Linked DNA regions of Mus musculus: region 2 is linked to region 1. The links are chromatin loops, found by intact Hi-C in ENCODE. Cell type or tissue: gastrocnemius. All regions are shown on one strand. Links, peaks and the distances in the headings refer to the core of each region. The heading gives the core; the rest is flanking DNA.

Region 1 (15,844 bases), core at 3,590-11,589:
CATCTTACTTTAGCCTTTTTTTTTAAAAGATTAATTAATTTATTTTATGTATATGAGTACACTGTCGATATCTTCAGACACACCAGAAGAGGGCATCAGACCCCATTACAGATGGTGGTGAGCCACCATGTGGTTGCTGGGATTTGAACTCAGGACCTCTGGAAGAGCAGTCAGTGCTCTTAACTGCTGTACTGTTGAGGCTTAGATAACTACATAGCATTAAAAAAATATATTTTTGCTTAGCATAGAGAAATTCATGGGCCGGGCGCATGCCTTTAATCTCAGCACTTGAGAGGTGGATTTCTGAGTTTGAGGCCAACCTGGTCTAAAAAGTGAGTTCAGGACAGCCAGGAGGGCTATGCAGAGAAACCCTGTCTCAAAAAAAAAAAAAAAAAAAGAGAGAGAGAGATTCATGGATCCTGTCAGGCTATCTGATTAAAGCAGATCAGGCTGTTTCTTTCCTCAAGGCTGTCCCAGGGTCTGAAGAGACCGATTTAGAATAGAGGGCTGTCATGTCATTCCCTTCACGCCCTGCTTTTGCTTTCTCCGGCTTTTTTTTTTTTAGATAGATTTATTTATTTATTAGATTTATTAATTTATTATATATATGTACACTGTACCTGTCTTCAGATCTCATTATGGATGGTTGTGAGCCATCATGTGGTTGCTGGGATTTGAACTCAGAACCTTTGGAAGAGCAGTCAGTGCTCTTAACCACTGAGCCATCCCTCCAGCCCCTTTATTATTATATCTATCTTCAGATGCACCAGATGAGCGCCTCAGATTTCATTACAGATAGTTGTGGTTTTGGGAATTTGAACTCAGGACCTTCGGAAGAACAGTCAGTGCTCTTAACCACTGAGCCATCATCTCTCCAGCCCTTTCTCAGGCCTTTTCTCACTCTGGCTTAACTGTTCTTCCTAGGTTGGGCAGCTGCGGTGACCTTTAATCCACAGGCCAGGGAAGAGCTGGGCCGATTCCGAAGGCGGCCGGACACCTTCAGCCTGGGCGTGTGTAATGGCTGTCAGCTGCTGGCTCTTCTGGGCTGGGTGGGAAGTGATCCCAGTGAAGAGCAAGCTGAGCCAGGCCAGGACTCCCAGCCAACACAGCCGGGCCTCCTGCTCCGCCACAATCTGTCTGGGCGGTTCGAGTCCCGATGGGCCACCGTACGTGTGGAGCCGGGGCCAGCCCTGATGCTCCGAGGGATGGAAGGCTCTGTGCTGCCCGTGTGGAGTGCTCACGGGGAAGGTCAGGCTGGGAAGGCAGGGGAGGGTTTGCAAGCTGGGGCTGGGGCTGGGCCTGAAGGAACTTGGCCTTCACTCTCTTCTCCTTCACTTCCAGGCTACATGGCATTTTCTTCTCCTGAACTCCAAGCCAAGATCGAGGCCAAGGGCCTGGTTCCTCTGCACTGGGCAGACGATGATGGGAACCCCACAGAGCAGTACCCTCTGAACCCCAATGGATCTCCAGGGGGCATAGCTGGTATCTGTTCCCAAGATGGCCGACACCTGGCACTCATGCCGCACCCTGAGCGGGCTGTAAGGCTTTGGCAGTGGGCATGGCGACCCTCTCCCTTTGATGTTCTTCCCACCTCCCCGTGGCTGCAGCTCTTCATCAATGCTAGGAACTGGACCCAGGAGGACAGCTGCTGAGGAGGCCGCATGACCACCCTGGCCCACAGCTCACCCTTTGACTCCGTTGCCTTCTTTCCCCATTGCTTTCAGGAGTATCCCATGTGATTTCCAAAAGCATCTTAGCAAGAACCAAAATGCTGGGATGACCTCAGCTGCATTGCTCATTTTAGCCTTGCCCCTGCAAGAGCTGCTTTCAGCTCTTGAGTTTAACATGGATCTTCAGCAAGCGGCTCAGGCTCCGAGGACAGCTGACAGGCAGAGGGGTGGGCAGAGATTTACTGGCAGCCCTCCCGGGATCATCGCCTTGTGATCCTTCATTCTCTTGGTTAGAGCTCTGAGTGAGCTCTCACATCCTCGTTTTCTTTGGCTTTGTGAGATCGGCTTTCAGTCTATAGCCCAGGCTGGCCCTAAACTCAGAATTCTTTTGCGTTACCCCGGGTGAGTTGCCAAGGCGCTTGGCATTGGCTTAGGGTCTAGGAATAATGTACATCAGTCCCTCCCAGCCTCTGCCCAGCTGAAAAGAGCAGCTTTCCGGATCCCTTTTCAGACATGCACTGCTAGTTGTTAGGAATCATTGCTTCTGTCCATGCTCAAGGCGCTGACCTGTGCCTATCTCAGATCACATTCCTGATTCTTGCTTCTCTTAATTTAGCAGCCACCTTACAGTAGTTGATACCTTCCTTCTTAGAGCAGAGAGCCCTGGAGCTTGTTTTTTGTTGTTTTGGCTTTTCAAGACAGGGTTGGGTTTTTGTTTTTGTTTTTGTTTTTTGGGTTTTTTTGTTTTGTTTTGTTTTTATGTGTGTATAGCCCTGGCTGTCCTGGAACTTATGTTGTAGACCGGCTGGCCTCGCACTCAGAGATCCATCTGAGTGCTGGGGTTAAGGCATGTGCGACTACTGCCTGGCCATTCATTTTTCTTCTTGTTGCTTGATCAGTAGTGGTGCCTGACATTGGTACTGACCTAATGGAGTTTGTAGTCTTTTTTTTTTTTTTTTTTTTTTTTTTTTGGTTTGGTTTGGTTTCAGGCAAGGTCTCTCTGTGTAGCCCTGGCTGTCCTGGAACTCACTTTGTAGACCAGGCTGGCCTCGAACTCAGAAATCCACCTGCCTCTGCCTCCCGAGTGCTGGGATTAAAGGCATGCGCCACCACGCCCGGCTTGTTTGTAGTCTTAATAGGATTGAAATAATAATAGCTCCTTAGCTTGTACTGCCAACCTAAATAGGTGCTGGGTAACTTATGTGTCTATCATAAAGATTAAGGTATTTGAGAGGTGTTTCCCAGTTAACAAAGCAAAGTTTAGTGATAAACTGTCTATGATTGGTTCCAACTTAAAATGAACAGCAAGGCGCCCTACCCACCCAGCTACATCTGCCTGTGAAGATCCTGCAGTCACAGATCACGTCTTGGTAGTAGCTGTTGTACCGACAGCCACCTTCATCATCCGTTGCTTCCTACTTACTTGTACGGTAGACTCGGGTAGCCCCCTAAGAAGCTCGATGTCATGATTAAAGGAGTTTCCTTATAAAAACAGACTAGCATGTTGGATTTCTAAATATTTCAGGGTTTGGGGGAATGCAGAACACTTGTGCTTCTGCAGAAGTAGCACCCCAAGAAGGTACTAATGGTGAATAGGTGTTAAGCTGCAGGTTGTATGTCCATCTGAGTATTAGAACACTTGCCTAGTATCTGTGTTTCCTGAGTTTGATTCCCGTCCAGCACCACCAAAGGAAGATATTTGGAGATGGGAAGTCAGATCTTTCTCCGTTTTGCATTGCAAAGTAACTTTTCCTAACTAGAGTGATTCTAAGGATTTTGTTTGTATTTTCGAGACCCATATGATGTTCTGGCTGGCTTTGAACTCATAGCTGAGAGTAATCTTGAAATCCTGGTCTTCTACCAAGTGCTGTGTTCTGACCTAAGTACCATTTTGGACATGTGAACATTCCCTTTGATGCTGTGGAAGAATATATATTTTGCTTATGGTGGTACATGCCTTTTATCCCAACACTTAGGAGATAGGGGCAGGTGGATCTTTGTAAGTTCAAGGCCAGCCTAGTGAGTTCCAGGCTAGTCAGGACACTGTCTCAAATTTATATATTTAAAGTATTTATGAAAGTATTTTTGTAAGCCTGAGTAGGCAAGATGGCTTAGTGCAGAAGTTTTCAACCTTCCTAATGCTGTAACCCTGTAATACAGTTCCTCATGTTATTGTGGGCACAACCATAAAGTTTTGGTTGCTATTTTATAACTGTAGTTTTGCTGCTATTAAAAATCATAATGTAAATGTCTGTTTTCCGATGGCCTTAGACCCCAAGAGGATCGTGACCCACAGGTTGAGAACCGCTGGCTTAGTGGGTGGGGGTATTTGCTATCAAGCTTAATGCTTTGAGTTCAGCCCCTGGAACTCACGTGGTGACAGGGAAGAACCAACTCTGCAGTTGTGATGGCTTACTTGATGCGCCATGGCACATGCGCACAAGCACACACACCTGTTAGCACACATGTAGACAGGTGTGTGGTACTTGATGCGCCATGGCACATGTGCACAAGCACACACCTGTTAGCACACATGTAGACAGGTGTGGTGGTACTTGATGCGCCATGGCACATGCGCACAAGCACACACACCTGTTAGCACACATGTAGACAGGTGTGTGGTACTTGATGCGCCATGGCACATGCGCACAAGCACACACACCTGTTAGCACACATGTAGACAGGTGTGTGGTACATTCCTTTAGTCATATAAACCACTCAGTGATACTTTAGTCTTCGTTAATGGAAAATTTCCAATAAATGGAAAAAGATGCCAAGTGGTCCAATGGAAGTGTGTTGTGCGTGCAAGGGCCGATGAGTCATTCCTGGTCTTGCGTTCACCTTTTAAGACTTACTTTACACTTGTGTGGTTTGCCTGTATTTGTGTGTGCCTGGTATCAGAAGAGGCCTTCAGATCCCCTAGATCTGGAGTTATCAATGGTTGCAGAATTGAAACCAGGTCCTCTGAAAGAACAAGTGCTCTCAACAGCCGAGCCATCTCTCCAGATTTACACCTGAATCTTTAAACACCCTTTACAATAGCATCTAAACCTCTTAAGCAAGTCCTGTCCTCGTTTCACCTCTAACAGATTTTTAAACAAATCCTTGGTTATATACAAGGCTGTCACAGCAGCACAGAGACCTCGGCCCAAATCACCATTGTGATCCCACCTTAAAGTGAATTCCAGGACAGCCAGGGTTACACAGAGAAACCCTGTCTCAGAAAAACCAAAACCAAACAAAAACCCAATGCTTTAATCAAAGATATGTCTCCCAAGCAGTGTAAACTCCACAGTCCCAGGAACTCTGTCCTAACAGTGTCAGTAAGTCTATGTGGAATAAATAAGTAGATATAAAAGTTGATTTATTTTTCCCAGGTACCTTCTCTGTGTAGCCCTGGCTGTCCTATAGTTGCTCTGTAGATAAAAGGTGTGTGCCGCCACCACCCAGCTCGCATAGATTTTTGTTGTTTTGTTTTTTTAAGTATTTGTCCTTGGGGCTGGAGAGATTGTTGCAGGAAATATCTTTTAAAAAAAAAAAAAAAAAAAAAAAAAAAGAACGTCACATTCCTGTGCTTGTGCCTTTGGGGTCTGGCCAGCTATGCACTGGCAAGCAATGGCCAACCTGTTTTTAATCTCATGGAGACTCTTGACCCAGAACTCCACAATCTCTCCACCCAGCTTGTTAGGTTCTCACTGGTGGGTCACTACCACACCAAGCCCATGCTTCAAATCCCCTACAGCCTTTGTGGTGCACATCTGGCAAACCCACTCCTTGCTGCCGTACCTTTCTCTCTTGAACCCAGATGAGCTAGCTGAGTGAAGGAAAACACAAAACAAACTTAGTTCAGAAACAATGGTAACTCAGTCTCTGGGCACAACAACTAAAACCTAATCTTGTAAGCTTTATTAAAATGTGATTCCTCCAGCGGTGAATCCTTGAGGATCCACCATGGTACTGGGAAACTCTAGCAGGTACATCTTACTTATGTAAGATGCCTTGTGCTGTCCCCAGTCGAAAAATGGTTATAAGTACTGGCTGCTCTTGCAGAGGATCTGGGTTCAATTCCCAGTAATTCCCAGCATCCACATGGCAGCTTACACTGTTACTTCAGTTCTAGAGGATCTGACACCCCCACACAGACAGACAGACATGCAAACAAAACAATGTACTTTAAGTAAACGAAGAGGTAGCAATATGAGATAAACCATGTAACCATTTAAAGATTCATCTATTTATGTAAATGAGTGTTCTATCTGTAAATACATCTGCATGCCAGAAGAGGACATCAGATCCCATTGCAGATGGTTGTGAGCCACCATGTGGTTGCTGGGCATTGAACTCAAGACCTCTGGAAGAGCAGTCAGTGCTCTTAACCTCTGAGCCATTGAGCCATCTCTCTAGACACACATGTGGATTTTTCTTTTCTTTTTTAAAGATTTTTCCTTAATAGAAAGTGGTGTCAGTGGACTGGGTTTGTAGGTAGATTGCTCTGCAGTTCTCCTTTCTCTTTGGTTGGTTTGTCCAGTCATTCTGTGTCATCAGGCCAATGAAGGACACTAACTTGACATTAGTTTCTCATCGTTTCTCCCTTTGTATCTCTCCTCTCCCTTCTCTAACTTGTCTCTCTTCAGTTTTATAGGAGGATAGATATATCACAAAATTAGGCACATTACTGTCACTTTCTGTCTGTGACCTGGTGATTGCAAGGATGGCAGGCAGCCAGCAGGAGGCTTGTGGACAAGAGGGCCAAGTGGGGACTACCAGATGAGAGTTGCTTTCTCTAGGAACACCCCAACCACCAGGTACCCTCTGCTCTCTAGCATCACTCTGTGCTTCACTACAGACTGTCACGGGGCTCAATAGATCTCTCTCTCTCTCCCTCCCTCTCCTACACACACACACCATCACCACCACCACCACAAACAAAAGACATGCCCATACAAGGATGTGGGTACTAGGCAGCAGTGAGCCTGTGGACTGAAGATGTTGCCTCCAGGAGCTGTGCCAGGGTCTAACTGTTGTCTCATAGCTGATGTTCTTGAGACCCTGTGGTGTTAAACAAGCAAGTCTATGGTTGGCCACTCGGGGGCAGCAAACAGCCAGAGGTGAAGCTAAGGAATTGCTGGCTAGACCTAGGCATTTCTAGGGCTTAATCCAGGTAAACTGGTCTTTAGGATTGCCTTTGGCACAGGGTCACCCAGCACAAACAGACATGAGTAACAACATCTGTCCGTTTGGCTTCAGGAGCAGGAAGGGTGGCACAGAGGGCTGTCTGTGAAGCTGGCTGGGGCCTGTCTACCAGGTAAGGGTTGTGAAGAACCTTGGCTTTGTGGCACACTGGCAGGAAGCTGAACCAGGACAAGTGATTTCTTTCTTTGACTTTAAAATGCTCTCAACAGCACAGGGTTCTGGAGGAAAGAACACAACAGTTTGCCTGTATAGAGCGCTGAAGAGGTGTGGCAGCACTATAGGAAAACAATATTTTCAGAGGCTGGACAGGGTATGCTAACTAAGGAACCAAATGGTTGAAAATGAGTCTGTCTGGGCCAGGAAGAGCCAACTAGAAACAAACCCAGAAACACCTAGCAGAACATGTTAAGGAATCAGGACAAGATCCAAAAACAGTGGGAAAGCAGTTGAAGAGGTGGATGTAGCGATGCAGGGATGAACAGATCTGTGATTTGGCTGTTTTGAGATAGGTGCTTGTGTAATGTACACTACACTGGCTGTAAACTCACTGTATAGCTGAGAGTGGCCTTGAACTCCCAGTCCTCCATCCCTCACCTCCAGAGGGAGGGCCGAGGTTACAGGAGTGCACGACCACAGCTGGCTTTGTATGATGCTCAGAATCGAGCCTTGGACTGCATGCATGCTAGACAAGCTACTGTACTGAGTTTTACTCTCAGCCAAACTTGTGACCTAGAGATTATAGTAGCTGCAGAGAAGGAAAGAGGATGGGAGGTGGAGAGAGTCCAGTGTGGAAGCTATATACTGACCACATAGCAATCGTGTTGGCCTGGAAGAGTAGTAGGCCTTAGGGATGGAGAGAAATGGGAGGCCAGGAGGTGGTGGTGCATGCCTTTAATCCCAGCACTATACAAAGAAACCCTGTCACGAAAAACCAGAAAGAAAGAGAGAGAGAGAGAGAGAGAGAGAGAGAGAGAGAGAGAGAGAGAGAGAAAGAAAGAAAGAAAGAAAGAAAGATAAAGAAAGCAAGCTGGGCGAAGTGGCACCCACCTTTAATCCCAGCACTTGGGAGGCAGACGCAGGCAGATTTCTGAGTTTGAGGCCAGCCTGGTCTACAATGTGAGTTCCAGGACAGCCAGGGCTGCAAAGAGAAACCCTGTCTCAAAAAAAAAAAAAAAAGAAAGAAAGAAAGAAAGAAAGAAAGAAAGAAAGAAAGAAAGAAAGAGAGAGAGAGAAATGGCAGGATTTGAGAACCAATGGAAATAACCAGAAAGTGGATATGGTGTGTGTGTGGGAGGGGGTGTGGAGAAAGTGTGAAGAGGGCATAAGGAAAAAGATGGTAGAGAAGAAAGCCAGCCAGTAATGAAGCCCAGAGCCCTGGCCTGCCCCCTGGATCACTGGTATACAAAGCTTTTACTATTGGCACATTTGGAAGCTAAGTTTATGCTTTGCTTTGCAATTATTGAGTTTGAGGGGTCAATGGGACATACTGATAGAAGTATGTTAGAGGGGATATCCAGGAGGCAGTTAGAAGAGAATGAGGCACTGGGATGTGGGTGGATAAGGAAGTTTATCTATGGGCAATGTGCAGGTCTGAGAGCTCAGACCGGCTACCACTGTCAGGTCTAACCGGTAGAGTAGGTTTGTATTGCCCAAGTACCCTAAGATGTCCTGGAAGGTATCCAGGGAGACAGAAGAAAGTGTCCTCTTCCCCCCTCGCCACTGAGTCCTACTAGCTCAGCTGGCCAAATCTTTGCCCAGAGGCAAAGTCCTCTCTTTGCCACTACAGTATGGTAGACCCTCCCCACTCTCTCAACACCTCACCTATGGGAACTTACAAGGATTTGGCTGAGAAAATAGGTGAGAAAATTCGGCTGTGTGTAGCTTTATAGACTGGATCCTGTGGGTTTCCATAAGGGATACCACCTAAGGGGTTCCCCAAAGGACAGGTACAGCCACTGGCCAGAGAGCAAGGATTCTGGCCTGGGTGGTGGGCCAAGGAACCTCCTAGTGCCCTTGTCACTGTGGGTCTTTCCTATTGAGGTCCATGGGATTGAGAAAAGTTGTGACCATCCTCAGACCCAGCAGGCCACCAGGTTAGAATCTGATACCCCACACCCTATCATCCATTAGCTTGTCTGAATCTTGTCCTCTTTCCACCTCTGAAGACAAGTCTCAAGAAGGGTTTCCAGATTTGGGGGGTGGGGGGGATATATATAACTTGCTTTGGGGAGAGTGGGGATATGAGCTGGCTCCAGACCCAGGTTCCTCATGGCAAAAGTTATAGAGCAGTAGCCATGGAATAGTTGTCTCTGAATCCTTTTTTTTTTTTTGGGGGGGGGGGGTTGAGACAGGGTTTCTCTGTGTAGCCCTGGCTGTCCTGGAACTCACTGTGTAGACCAGGCTGGCCTCGAACTCAGAAATCTGCCTGCCTCTGCCTCCCGAGTGCTGGGATTAAAGGCTTGCGCTACCACGCCCAGCTTTTTTTTTTTCTTCTTTTTTTAAGATTTATTTATATATGAGAACACTGTTGCTGTTTTCAGACACACCAGAAGAGGGCATCAGATCCCATTACAGATGGTTGTGAGCCACCATGTGGTTGCTGGGAATTGAACTCAGGACCTCTGGAAGAGTAAGTCAGTGCTCTTAACCACTGAGCCATCTCTCCAGGCCCTCTCTGAGTTCTTGGTGCTGGGGTTTAAATAGGCTTGTCACAGGGCTACTCATAACAAAGCATAGGCTGCAATGCTACGAGGTAGAACTCGTGATAGGGGTTTGGGTCCTGGAGCTAAGGCCCACAAGAATAAGTAAAAGGTTTTCATCATTTCTCCCTGGTAGTGTATGAAGGAGCAGGGTTCACACTGTAGCCAGCTTGAAACTTACTATGTAGCCTAGGATGGTCTCAAACTTGAGGTGATCCTGATTCAACCTCCAGAGAGCTGGAAATGCAGGCCTTAACTAGCCACACCTGCATAAAAAAATATCAGCTATGATGTTTACCTAGTGCTCTGAGGAAATGAAAATAAAATGATCTGAATAGGTCTCTGCCAGGGAAAATGCCCCACTTCCTTTTAGGGTGGCTTTGAAGGCAATGTAAACAGAGTGGGAAAGAAAAGGTCTGCTCCATCTGCCTTCTTTCTCCTTATCATTTCCGCACCACCACCGCCCAGCTCTGCCTAGTGGTAAGGGCTGCACATAAGGGCCTTTTCTGCTACGCTGTACCCTCATCCCTGCCAGCACCCCATGGCTTTGCACTCACTCACTATGCAGCCAAGGGTGGCTGTGAACTTCTTTTTTTAAACGTTTCTTTTCATGGAGCTGAAGAGATGACTCAGACCCTAAGAGCTCTTGTAGAGGACCACAGTTTGGTTCCCAGAACCTACATGGCAGCTCGTGACCATCTGTGATTCTAGCTCCAAGGGATCTAGTGTCCTCACCTGGCTTCCTGAAGCACCAGGCACACACATAAGGCATACATACAGATAGGCAGGTACATGTGACTACACACAGATAAGAATGTTTTTAAACTAAAGATTTATCTTGATTATATTTTCTTTTGGCTTTATATACCTGGGGGTTGATAAGAATGGCTCCCCAGGGTACCCTGTATTTGAATACTTGGTTTCTAGTAGTTGCTGGGAAGGATTAGGAAGTGTGGCCTTGTTGGAAGAAATATGTCACTGGGGGCCTGCTTTCAAGTCTCAAAAAACTCTGGCCATTTCTAATTAGCTTTCTTTGTCTCCAGCTTTTGGCTCGAGTTTTCTCAGCTCTGGCTCCAGCCACCAGCCTGCTACTTCTGAACCTTCATCGTGAACTCTAACCTTTGAAGTCCTAAGCCCAAAAACCTCTTCTGTAAGTCTTGGTAAGTGTTTTATCTCAGCCATAGAAAAGTAACTAATATGACTGTGTTCTGTTGTTTTGAGACAATCTTGCTACACAGCCTTGGCTAGCCTGGAACTCACTCTGTAGACCAGGCTGGTCTCAAACTGGAGGAGATCCACTTGCCTCTGCCTCCTGAACTCTAGAATTAAAAGGCATACACCACCTGGCTCCCTAGTTTATTTTTTAGTTACGTGTCTGTGTGTGTCTGTGTGATACACATGTGGGTACAGATGTCACAGAATCACACTTAGGTCTTCTGCAAGAGCAGTTGGCTCCACATTCAGAAGCACTGAGCCATCTCTCCAGCTTCCTGTCCTCCCTACTGTGTTTCTCAAGAGCCACCATGGCTGGTTTACTCTGTGGTGGTACCATTCTCTCTATAGCCCGAGCTGGCCTGAAGATCCTCCTGCCTCAGCCTCCTGAGTGTTGGAATAACAGAAGTGAGCTTCCAAGCCTGATTAAACTTTTTTTTTTCAGGTTTGAAGTACGCTTTATTAAATATTAAATGCTGACCAAGAGATCAGCTTCGGTCAGGACCACTCCCTGGGGCTTCCAGCTGCATGGCCAAAGCTCTGGATTTTGGTGAGTGTGCTTAAGCACTTTATTCTACTTTAGTGTGGTTCTAGCACTTTCAGAAGCCTGAGGGAAGGCCATCTGGGATAGTCTGAGTAAGATCTTGTCCCAAAACCAAATAAGCAAATGAATAATATATCATATATTGGGGGTGTGTGTGGAATAAATGGCTTAGCCATTGAGAGCCCTGGCTGCTCTTCCAAAGGACCTAGTTCAATTCCCAGCACCCACAAGGCAGCTCAGACCTGTAATTCCGGTTCCAGGGTGTCCATGGCACTAGGAATGCACATGGTGCACATATAGATGCACACACAAAATACTCATTCATAAAATACAATAGCCGGGGGGCTGGTGAGATGGCTCAGTGGGTAAGAGCACCCGACTACTCTTCCTAAAGGTCCAGAGTTCAAATCCCAGCAACCACATGGTGGCTCACAACCATCCATAACGAGATCTGACTCCCTCTTCTGGAGTGTCTGAAGACAGCTACAGTGTACTTACATATAATAAATAAATAAATCTTAAAAAAAAAAACTTTATTAAAAAAAAAAAATACAATAGCCGGGCGGTGGTGGCACATGCCTTTAATCCCAGTACTTGGGAGGCAGAGGCAGGCAGATTTCTGAGTTCGAGGCCAGCCTGGTCTACAAAGTGAGTGCCAGGACAGCCAGGGCTACACAGAGAAACCCTGTCTCGAAAAAAAACCAAAAAATAAATAAATAAAATAAAGCCTTTTCCTGTTTTATTTTTTTGAGACAGGGGTTCTATATGTACCCCTGACTATCCTGGAACTCACCACCTGGTCTTGAACTCAGAGATCCACCTGCCTCTGCCTTCTGAGTTCTGGGATTAAAGGTGTATACGATTATGCCTAGCAAAATAAATATATCCTTTAAAAGGATAATAATATACTTTTATTTTTAGTGAGGCATGGTAGCATGCCTGAAATTCTAGCACTTGGGAGGCTGAGGTACTACTACAAATTCAAATTCAAGGCCAGATTGGACCACATAGTAAGACCCAGTCTCAAACAGAACCAGGAGGCCGAGGGATGGCTTACCGATGGCAATCAATGATGTTGCAGAAGACCCGGTTCAACAGCATCCCACATGGTGGTCTGTGCCTCTGGTTTGAGAGGTTCTGATTCCCTCTGGGAATACATACAGGCCATACATACAGTTTGGTACTTGTAAATAAAAGCCTCATACACATCAAGTAAAATTTAGGAAAGATAACTGAATACTTGTTGCTTTTACAGAGGATTCAGGTTTGGTTCCCAGAACCTCCATGATGGTTCACAACCATCCCTAACTCCAGTTCCAATGGAATCCAACACCCTCTTCTGAACCCCGTAAGTAACACACACACACACACACACACACACACACACACATACACACACACACACACACACACACACACACACACGCAGGCACACACGCAGGCACGCACACAGAGTGCACATACATTCAAGGACAAACATCTCTATGTTTAGAGCCAGCCTGATCTACATATCAAGTTTCAGGCCATCCAAGACTCCATAATAACAAACAAACAAACAAAACAAGCTAGTTTCTCTTGTGTTCTTATGCACTTTATTCCATAATGTACAAACATTTTTCTGAGTGAATATTCATGACCTTCACCAACATTTCAAAGAGACTCATGGCAGGGCTGAAGGCTTGAAGCTGCTGCATACAGGAACTATGTTGCCTTAACTCTTCCATAAAGGGATGCTTGGCACTGATTTGCTGTGTCTCTGGGGGCCAGGGCAGTCTTTGTTTTCCCCCATTTAGATTTATATATTTAATTTTATGAGCCTGCACCGATGCTCTCCATCTGGTCTATCTGGTGTCTGTGAAGGTCAGAAGTGGGCAAATACCCTGGAACTAGAGTTGCAGATGATTGTGAGCCACCGCGTAAGTGCTGGGAATTGAACCCAGGTCCGCTACAAGAGTAACATGTGCTCTTAACTGCTGAGCTATCTCGCCAGGTCCCTCCAAGCCTGTCTTTTGGTTCTTTCAAAGGGCAAGGACCATCCCAGAGCACCAAACCAAACCTGTTCCAGTTGTAGGTTGGCTGTCCCCAGCAGACTGAGAGCTGGAGACACTCACACAATGAGAAGGACAGATGTGTGCCATCTGAGACTTGTCCATGACACCTGCCCTAGCTGCAGCTGGACCAGTTTTCACTGGACTCTGGCTTCCGGGAAGATGCAAGTAGGAGAGCTTGCCAAATAGGTTCTTTCAGATCAAATGACAACAAACTGACCCAGACAGCTCCAGTTTCTTCAGGAGTTTGAGGTTGAACACCCTGAGGTGTCAGCATTGAGAAGAGCACAAGAGATGGCAGATACCAAGGGAGGGATGGTGAATCAACAGTGGGGATATAGAGATCTGCCAAGACAAGCTGGTCTTCCACCCCACCCTCCAAGGAGAGATCTGGCCCTGGGCCTTGGCACATCTCTGCTCCCCACCCTTGTCATATCCCAAGAACCCAGAGACTGGAGAAAGCTGAGGTCTCCAGCTATCTTAGTCCACTGCAGAACTTGAGGTGCGCCAGGAAATCCTAAGAGGAAAGCTGAAGAAACTTTCTCCTCCCTCTGGCTCATTACAGGGCTCCATTCCTGGTACTTAGTGTTATGAACTTGTTAATAGCATTTATGTCCTTGGAGGTCCCTACCCAAGGATTTCTGATCTGCCTGACTGTGTACAAAGCTATTCAAGCTGTTGTTGCTCCTGGTGAGGAGGAGAGACAGAAAGGTCTACATGGAGAGACGTTCATGGCCAGCTCCTTCTATTCCATGGGGGCTGCACCCCTTCTCTTACAGAGTAAACTAGTTACAGGATACCCCCCCCCGAAACAGATTGATCAAGCACACCCACATCTTGTCTCTTCTCTCCCTCCCTCCCTCCCTCCTTCTCTTGCCTGAGGAAGGGTCTCAATATATAACCCTAGCTGACCTGCAACTCACTATGTAGAAACAAGAAACAGGCTGGTCTCAAACTACAGATCTGACTGCTTTTGTCTCTTCAGTGCTGGATGTGCCATGTGGCGTGAGCCACCACACGTGGCCACACTTCACTCCTAACAGTGCTTTAGAGATGAGGAAAAGTTCAGAGAGAAGCCAGATGCCTACAGTAAGAAGGAGTCACCGCACGCCTTTAATCCCAGCACTCGGGAGGCAGAGGCAGGCAGAATTTCTGAATTCGACTCCAGCCTGGTCTACAGAGTGAGTTCCAGGATAGCCGGGGTGGGGGCACATACTGAGTACACTTAAGAGGCTAAGGTTCAGTTACGGGAGGGAGGGAGAGGGAGAAGGAGAGAGAGAATCTAATGGTAGAGGCCCCTGGGCTCAATCCCTAGCATTGCAAACAGTAAGTGGACAAGCAAAATCCTCCATCCTTAACCATCTTCACAACTCCCTGACTCCATCTGCCTGCCCTCCCCCTTGCATATTTGCATTTCCTAGAGTACACACTGTGCTAAGTTTCTACACCTATGTCCCGGCTAGAACATCTCTAGGATGCCCCCAAGAGCTCTGTAAATCAAACTTCAAGACGCAAAGCGAGTTCCACTGGTACTTTTACACCTTGGCGAGGTGGACTTTTGTATTGTCAGGCTCACGAAGGAAATGAGCTGCACTCTGAGGCACGTGACCCTTGCCTCCAATTCAGTAAATTATGAGGGTTCATTGGTCGAGGTGAGAATCAACCTCTTTGCCCGGTTCTCAGCTGGGTGTAAAATCCATGAGAGCATGGGTGGCCTCATGGACTCCAGGCATCTAGATTCATCCCGCAGTGCAGCAGTATACCACCAGGCCTATTATGTGCCAAACACTTTGCCAGGTGCAAGAGATCAAGGATGAATGGAGAAATTAACTGGGAGGATAAAAGTTGAACAAATACTTAAAAAGAACACTCTAAAAATCCGTAAAGGAAAAACAATAGTTTAATCTGTGCTTTGGCTCAGGTGTGGGAGAGAGCTTCCCCTTGCCCTCCCTAGGGGAAGATTTGAGGGGATTAGAACCGTAATCCTCGGGTTAGGTATCAAGGCTTGAGGTCTGAATCTTAACCTAGACCCACACCTGGGCCTGTTGTTTCCCCAAGTCCCAGCATTAGATCCTGGAGTTAGTGGTCTGGTTGTCGCTCCACTGGAGTCAAGTGGTCCCACAACCCGCCCTTTAACTGAACAACTGTCCTTAAGGGCGGTCTCAAGTGACCTTCTTAGAAGGTATAACTCCTTTACAATGAAGGAGCAAGTGGGCACGAGGGATTAACCCATCACTAGCATCACCAACCCTAAACTCAAGTACAACTGCAAAGCAGACCCCAGCGGTCCTGGGTCTTTCCAAAGAGCCGGGCTTCAGAGACTAGCCCCCAAGGATAGCCCCGCCCCCGAAGCGCGGGCGCCGATTGGTCAGCGTGCTCGCAGGGCGTGACCAGATCTTAAAGGTCCCATTGCTTAGTAGGACGGGAGGAGGTAGTGGGTGCTCCGGGAACACCAGGGGAAATGATGTCTCAAAGGCT
Region 2 (8,000 bases), core at 1-8,000, 48 kb before region 1:
AGCATAGTACTCGGCATCTGGAGACAGGCAGTGGCAGGAGGAAGCTTGTAAGTTTGAGGCTGGCCTGAGCGACACAGGAAGTTGCAAAACAGCCGGGACAACATAGTGAGACCCTGTCCTAAAACAAAACAAAACAGTAAAGCAAAGAAAACACGTCCTTGTGGCACAGTTAGGAGGGGGTGAATATTCAAGAGGACATCAGTAAGCAAAGAAGGTGTGGCCATACGATATACATCTTCACCTGGAAATCCTTTTCTCCAGCTGGCTAAAGTGGACTCGGGCTCCTGGAAGGAGTCCTATTTGGGGAGGCAACTGTGGATCTTCGATATATATGTCCAGGTGAGGGGGATATTCACAGTCATCCATTTCTAGAGCTACTGTTAGCTTCACACCTGTTTTAATAGCCCCAGCATTCCCTACGGACAGAGGGAAGGGTGGCCAGTGATCAGCCAGGACTACAAGGTCCCATCCCTCCAATTCAAACCGTCTTCCCCAGACGATAGCACATTACCAGGTTTCATCCGGCGAAGGGCCAGAGGTGGTTCACACAGTATCCGAGACAAAATCTCAGCAGAGAAAGATACCAAGGAATCGGGGGAGCTGAAAGAGACAGAGATCCATGAGGAAACACAACTGAGAGATCAGCTCCTAAGACAGAAAAGGAGCCGTCCCCAGCTCTCCATCATTTACATCTTACACTTGCTGAAGATGCAGGTTCCTAGGAAACATTCACTTTAAGTACAACTAACTCTTTTCTTCTTCCTTCTTCTCCTTCTTTTTCTAATCCTTTGAGACAACTGTCTGTAACCCCAGTGCCAGAGGACTGGGTACGCTCTTCTGGCTTCTGAGGGTCTTGGTGCACAGACATCCTAGCACCATGTAGCATGCTCTTGCTACATAAAGGTGGAAGGCTGGCTTCAAACCTTCAGCAATTCTCCTGTCTCAGGTCCCCAAAGAAAATGACTACAAGTATATACTACCTTAACTTCCTCCCTGACCTCTCTTCCTATTTTTGGAGACAGGGTTTCTCAGCATAGCCCTGGCTGTCCTAGAATGCTGTGTAGACCAGGCTAGTGTTAGACTCAGAGATATGCCTGCCTCTGTCTCCCAAATGCTGGGATTAAAAGTGTTTACCACCCTGCAAACAAACTCCAGCCTACTTCACTTCTAATAATAAATATCAGTCTCATAAAAATTAGACACAGCCAGGCATGGTGGTGCACACCTTTAATCCCAGCACTTTGGAGGCAGAGGCAGGCGGATTTCTGAGTTTGAGGCCAGCCTGGTCTACAGAGTGAGTTCCAGGACAGCCAGGGCTATATAGAGAAACCCTGTCTCGAAAAACCAAAAAAAAAAAAAAAAAGACACAATCCTCCTTCTCTTGTTTATTTTTTAGACAAGATCTATCTTAAAACTAATGGTAGCTCTCCTCTAGGCTGGGTGTACTCGGATTACAGGGATTATAGGCATGTACCACCATCCAACCCCCAGTGTGGTCCCTCTGAAATGACAGCCAGTTCTAGAGAGCCATCTTTCCAGTCCTCTATGGCCACTTTCCCCCCTCCTCTTCTGTGACAGCGACTGACCATTTGGCCCTGGACAGCCTGAACTCCTTATGTAGCCTCAAACTCACTCTGCCTTCCAAATGCTTGGATTAAACATGTATACCACCATGTCTGGCTTATATTCAGTTTTAGTAATAAAAACACAATCCAGTAGAGTTTTTCACACAGGAAACATTTTCACTTGTTCTCGCTTAGAGAATCTTCTATGAAGTTCCACGCCTCTGTACTTACTACCGACCGCACGCAGTGCACGCAGGTCCTTCTCTACACTGCCACCTTCTTCCCTGCATTTTCTGTTCCTGTTTCCTTTTATTGCTAAAGCTTTTCCTTAACTGTGAGGACATCTGCTCAGCTGGGTCGGAATCAAAGTCAGCTACATAGCAACTTCAAAACCAGCCAAAAGACAAGACCCTGGCTCAACAATAACAACAGTTCGGTGAGGAGCGAGAGAGTAGGAGACACTACTTGTGACTATTCCTGCAGTGACAAGAAAGACTGAAAGAGAACCCCCTCTCACACTGACATCACACAGAACACACACACTGCTGGCTCAGCCCAGCCAGCGCAGAGCAGAGCACAGCCAAGAGGACCAGAGGTAATGGACAATACTTACTTGTCACCGAGCAGCTGGGCCAGTGAGGACTCGGGCAGTGTTCTAGGGACCTCCAGTACATTAGGTATGTCCTGAGAGCTCCCAAGCTCCAGGGTCCACTCCTCTTGGACAGTGAGGCAAGATCCACAGTCAGCCAGTTCCAGAGGACGTCGAGAGGTGCCAGCTGAGCCCTCTGTCTCGAACACTGGTGTCTGCTAGGAAACATGAAGACAATTGCCTCAGCATGTGCCTAGGCCTAAGTCCTCCCGTGCTGACTTCTTCCTAGAGCCTGGTGAAGAAAGGGGTCCTTACAGACAGACGATTCAGTCCCCCTAAATTCTGCCTATTCCAGGAGACCTAGGGGACCCAGCACGCGCATGTCTGCTCCAGAGTCCAACCCAACTAGCTTTCTGATGTGCAAGAGGAACACACTCACTGAGGGGCCGGAAGCCACGAGTCGGTAGACTTGGTTTGGGTACAAGAACGGAAACCATCGAACTGAAGAGCCAAGAAAGATGAGGAAGACCTATGAGGAAGGACAGCACAGCATCGAACTCCGGTGTGGAACACAGGGTACATATGGGAGGTCAGGCCCTAGGAACCTGGAGTCCCAGCTTACCTTCTGATCCTTGCTCTCAACGGCCAGAGACTCGGGTGGGCTCCATCCAGAACCTTCCTTCCTCTGTGTGCCACAAAGCCAAGTTCCTGACACGTGGAAACTCAAGGTGGGCTTTGCAGGTTGTGAACTGTCTCCCGGAAGGAGACAAAAATTACGTTTCATGAGGGCCTCCTTGTGGGACAGTAAGAACAGCCGGCTCTGTCCCAGGTGGGGTCCCTCTGGGCAGGAGGAGGCTGTCTGAGATGGTTCTGAACCAAAGGTGGGTCTGGGCACGGGCAGGATCAGGGCATCAGCCAGGTAGAACTGGACGTAGACTCTGTTGGAAGAGGCAGCTCTTCAGTGATTCAGACCCTGGATCCCCAAACACCAGGTTCTTCTCCAAGGGAAGCCCCGCTCCCGAGAGCTGACCTGGCCTGCTTCTTCTGGATGAAGCGTGCCATGCCCATCTCCTCCCAGGAAGGGAAGCTGCTCCTGACTTCTCTCTCTACTACCAACTGGAACTTCTCTACCCGCACCAGGCAGCCTAGATGAAGAAAGGTTTCTATCTTAGCAGGAAAAAAACTGTGGAAAGGAGGGAAGCAGAACCCTGGGTAGATAGATCTGTGCCATCCTGGGCCACCGCCCACAACTCATCATCTCAGCCCCTAGGCAACCACACCAAGCAGAGAATACTCCAGGCCTTTTCTTGTTTGTTCCCTAAACCTGTGACATGCCTTTTTTTCTGAATCTAACAAATTTTCCTCTCTAGGGTTTCCCTTGTTGTTTTTGTTTTGTTTGTTTTTTAAGACAGGATCTCTCTATTTTATAGCTTTGGCTGTCCAGGAACTTACTATGTAAATCAGGCTGACTTTGAACTCACAGAGATCCACCTGCCTCTGCTGGGATTAAAGGCCCACCATCCCAGCCTCCTTTTTATGGAACTCAACAAGTCGAATAAGACCAGTGTTCTTCTAATTATGAATATAGGAAGCAGGAAGGTAAATGTTTAGGAGCTATGTGGTGTAGGAGAGATGTATGCTGGGAGCTGTAGCTCTGGCTCCTCTTCCTTCTCTCCATCAGCACCAGCCTTTCACACTTCCCCATGTAGCTGACCAATATCATTAAGGAAGCCCAGCAGGCGCTCCCTCTCTCACTGCGCCCTGCGCTGAGCTCTATCTCCCACCACCACCACCTTCCCACCTCTCAACTTCGCACCTACGAGATTCGGGTCAATGAGGGGCTGTGAACTCTCAGTCAAGGGGATACAAGGCAGTGAACCTCTTAGATCCCGAAGCTCCAGACAACCTTTACGAGATGAAGCCACCAGGACCCCAAGTAAAACCTGTAGGAAATAAAGGTCAAGCTGATAAATATTAAATATTACACAATCAGCAAAGACTGGGCATGAGCAGAACCCAGAGGACAGAGTCAAGCCTGCTCTAAGTGGGAGGCTATCTTGGTCTACATTATGAGTTCCAGGCCAGCTAGGGTTCACAGAGAGATCCTGTCTCTCTAAAAAATGAAAAACTCCACTGAGCATCTACCATGTGTCATGTGCTGTTTTAAACACTAACAGCAACAAAGGCAAGCACTCACACGTGTAAGAGTAAGAACTGAATTACACTCTTGAACACGGTGGTACATACATACATACTTGTAGTCCCAGTAATCAGAAAGCTGAGGTAGCAGGACCTCCGGGAGTTCGAGGCCAGCATGGGCTATACAACAAGACTGCCTCAGGTTAAAAAAAAAAAAAGCAATAACGAAAACAAAGCAAAGCAAAACCCAACAGAATTCTATATTCCAAGCTACAGTTTTGGGAGCTTGTTTTATTACATTTACTGGGGGTGGGGGGTATCATTTCACTTTTGTGGAGGTCAAAGGACAACTTGTGGGAGTCAGCTCTCTTCTCTCACCATGCAGAGTCTGGGAACAAGCTCAGGTCACCACTCTCTAACGGATGAGTCGCTCTGTCTGTGTATGCACCTGTATTCCAGAAGAGGGCATCAGATCCCTTCATAGAGAGTTGCAGGGGCTGGAGAGAGGGCTCAACTGGTTAAGAGCATTGGCTGCTCTTCAGAAGTCCTGAGTTCAATTCCCAGCAACCACATTGTGGCTTACAACACTCTGTAATGGGATCTGATGCCCCCTTCTGGTATGTCTGAAGATACCTATAGTGTACTCATACACAAAATAAATGAAATAATTCAAAGAAAGAATTGTGATCCACCATGTGGTATCTGGGAATTGAACTCAGGACCTCTGAATTGAACTTAGGACCTTCTGAAAGAATAGCCAGTGCTCTTAACCACTGAGCAGTCTCCAGGTCCATACATACCACCCTCTTTTGTTTTGTTCTGTTTGTGTGTTTGTTTCTGAGGCAAGGTCTCACTGTGCATCTCTAGCTAGCCCGAAACAGGCTAACCACCATGTCCAACATGGTTTTAGTTGTTGTTCTTGTTGTTTTAGACAGGGTCTATGTAGTCCAGTTGGTCTAACTCAAAGAGATCCATTCATCTCTCCCTCCTGAGTATTAGGATTAAGGCATGTGTAACCACACCTGACTCAAGCTACAATTTCTTTCATTCTTCCTAGTTGCTGTAAAAAGGACAAATCAGTGAAGGGCAGGAACAGATACAGCAGTCTAATTAGAAAGTCAGTTAGCCGGGTGGTGGCGCATGACTTTAAACCCAGAACCCAGCACTTGGGAGGCAGAGGCAGGTGGATCTCTGTGAGTTCATGGTCAGCCTGGTCCACAGAGTGAATTCCCGGACGAGACAGTCAGGGCTATACAGACCCTGTTTCAAACATGTGCACATACACACACATACACTCATACACCCACACACAGAGCATGATTGAAAGACAAAAACAAAAAAACAACAAAAAACACATAATCTGAACAAGTAGTAGTGATGAAACTGGCAACAAGTAGTCCCACGAGCCTTCTAGAATTCTCTTACCTGGGCTGGCTGGAACACACAGGATGGCAGACAGACCCAGGACCAGGCTAGGTGGCGATTCAGTTGGCAGCTGGTCAGGTGACTGGCTTCTGGGAGAGGCAGCATGGCCTTTGGGTCAAAAGTAGCCCAAGCCCTGTGCTGCCCTTCCTCTGCCAGGGCGAGCATAGTAGGGAAAGAGTAGGGAGTCTGCAGTGGAGTGTACTGTGTGTGGGGAGAGAGAAATAATCACACTGGGTCCCTGTGCCCTGTGTCCTCAAGCCAATCTTTCCCCACGTCCTCGTACTTTCTGAAGGGGGCAGTTGTGTGGTTCTTCCAGGATCTCGCTGTACGCATGCCGCATGGGGCTGCCAGGTGGAATCAGAACATCCCAGGAGGGAGCCAGGAGCTGCAGGCCCAAGCTGGGCTTCCCAGGAGAGGGTTGCTTCAGGAACTGGTGACATCTCAACACATGGGGACACAGCCTTGGCCAGGAGGAGAAACATAGTCATTTTCCCAAGATCTGTCTCTTCCAGGACCCTGCTTCCCCTACAGAGAAAGTAACATCTCCACCCCAGACCCTCAAACTCCGTCCTCCTCACTTGTAGATGAGATCCTCCAGGGTCTTGGCAGCCCATAAGTATAAGGGAAGTCCTAACTGACATTTCCACACGAGTTGCTCATACAAGGAGGCACCATAAACTTTGGAGGACGGCAAAGTCAGAGGCTTAAGACAAGAAAAGCCTTGAAGCCGAACAGTGCCATGGAGACAGAGCGCCAGGACAGGTTTTGTTGTTGCTCCACCCACTGCCTGGAGGAGATGAACATCTCGGAGCTGCAGGAAAACAGAAAAGCAGAGGTAAGCTGAGTACGTAGCACATGCCTGTAAATCCCAGCCCTTGGCAGGCAGAGGCAGGAAGACTCGAAGATAAAGGGCCATTTTTGGCTACACAGAGGCTTGAGGCCAGTTTGAGCTACTGTGATCTAAAACAAAAAAAACAAAAACAAAAAAAAAAAAACATGCTTGTAACTGCAGCACTCCAGATCAGAGGAAGGGGATTTGAGGTTTAGACCAACTTAGTTTACATAGCAAGTCTCAGATTGGCCAAGGCTTCCAAGTGAGACCCTGTCTCAAAACAAACAAGACAAAAAACTACCTAAAGGCTGGAGAGATGGCTCAGCAGTTAAAAGAAAAGTATTACTCTTGAATAGGACTCAAGTTCAGTTCTAGTACCCACTATGGGTGGCTCACAACAACTAAACTTTGGAAAATCCCTGTCTGGAACAAGACAAGACAAGACAAGACAAGACAAGACAAGACAAGACAAGACAAGACAAGGGCAGAGCTTAACCCCTGGGGAGATGGCTACTGTTTCTCCACCATAGGTTCCAAGAGAAACTCCCCAGTGTTGCCTATCTCATTTCCTACCAAAACCCACTCTCTCCGAGGTCACCCACCATCTCCCATGAACTGAGCATCTTCTCATCGCCATCCGATTTCTGACATACCTCCAGACAGACCCCTGGTCGAATAACCCGCCTGAGGCCATGGATCTTCTGGTATGCGAGGCAGAGAATCAGCTGCCCATCTAGAATGTAGAGGCCGGCAGACTCATGCAACACAGCAGTGACTGTTCCCTGCACAGGAAACAGAGGTCCGCTGCCACTATTTCCTCCTCCTTAGGAGGCTCACATTGCAGGTGTCACAACCTCTAAGATCAGTACCTTGCACTCACCAAATAATGCAAGACTTTGGAAGCCCGGACAAGACCTTCTTGCCCTCTGCTGTCTTTGGAGCTGGTGGGCTGGGGTGGTGGTTTAAGGTCAGCTTTCGAGAACTCTAAGTCCAGCTCCAGCTCTTGCACATAACCTGGTCTCAGAGGCTTCAGAGTTGAAGATGGAATGGTTGTCCAAATACAGGAAAGGTGAATCCGGGTCTTGGTTACTTGCAATTTTGTCAGTACATAGGCCCTGCCAGGCCGGAGGACTCGGTGCCACACCATCTGAGCAGGGATCTGGCTTAGGCAGAGGGAGGTAACATTAAACATGAGACCCCCGCCCTTAACCATAATGCTGCCCATCGGCCAAAGGCCCTTCCCACAACAATTTCACTCCAAAGACCTCATGACTTTCCTCTTATTCTTCCTCTTCTGTTTGTCTGGTTGGCTATTTTGTTATTGTTTTGTTTTGTTCTGTTTCAGACAAGGTCTCATATAGCCCAGGCTGGCTTTAAACTCACTATGTACCCAAGGCTAGTATTGAACTCTTAGTATTATAATAAGCCACTGAACTTTAAGGATCTCTCT

The links. Hi-C counts contacts between places; a loop is a spot of excess contacts. Peaks named below come from ENCODE experiments on the same cell type or tissue, not always from the same donor. Only the 100,000 strongest peaks of a DNase experiment are listed, where the experiment ranks them.
Region 2: it touches region 1 in a loop (2.0-fold over the local background); 1 of 42 quality-filtered maps calls a loop at or near these places.

Annotation. Positions count from the first base shown.
Region 1 is chr11:68,973,771-68,989,614 of GRCm38, reverse strand. It overlaps Pfas (phosphoribosylformylglycinamidine synthase (FGAR amidotransferase)), which reads left to right. Exons shown (of 28, transcript NM_001159519.1): 27 at 925-1,248; 28 at 1,342-3,914. The coding sequence ends at 1,652. Gm32384 (a long non-coding RNA gene) reads left to right here and starts at 6,047. Exons shown (of 4, transcript XR_001780244.1): 1 at 6,047-6,975; 2 at 10,606-10,722; 3 at 11,220-11,324; 4 at 12,574-12,611. It overlaps Rangrf (RAN guanine nucleotide release factor), which reads left to right and starts at 15,760. Exons shown (of 5, transcript NM_021329.3): 1 at 15,760-15,844. In gastrocnemius, for the core only: a CTCF peak has its summit at 6,758 (motif pointing right); DNase peaks (open chromatin) are centred at 6,418 and 6,758.
Region 2 is chr11:69,025,783-69,033,782 of GRCm38, reverse strand. Ctc1 (CTS telomere maintenance complex component 1) reads right to left here. Exons shown (of 23, transcript NM_001013256.2): 6 at 7,431-7,709; 7 at 7,204-7,332; 8 at 6,297-6,529; 9 at 6,002-6,179; 10 at 5,719-5,919; 11 at 3,971-4,097; 12 at 3,185-3,299; 13 at 2,777-3,092; 14 at 2,594-2,683; 15 at 2,179-2,372; 16 at 512-600; 17 at 242-416. Among named protein-coding and RNA genes, the nearest start is that of n-TIaat5, 7.2 kb to the left of the region's middle. In gastrocnemius, for the core only: a CTCF peak has its summit at 4,727 (motif pointing right); no DNase peak of the experiment used is centred there.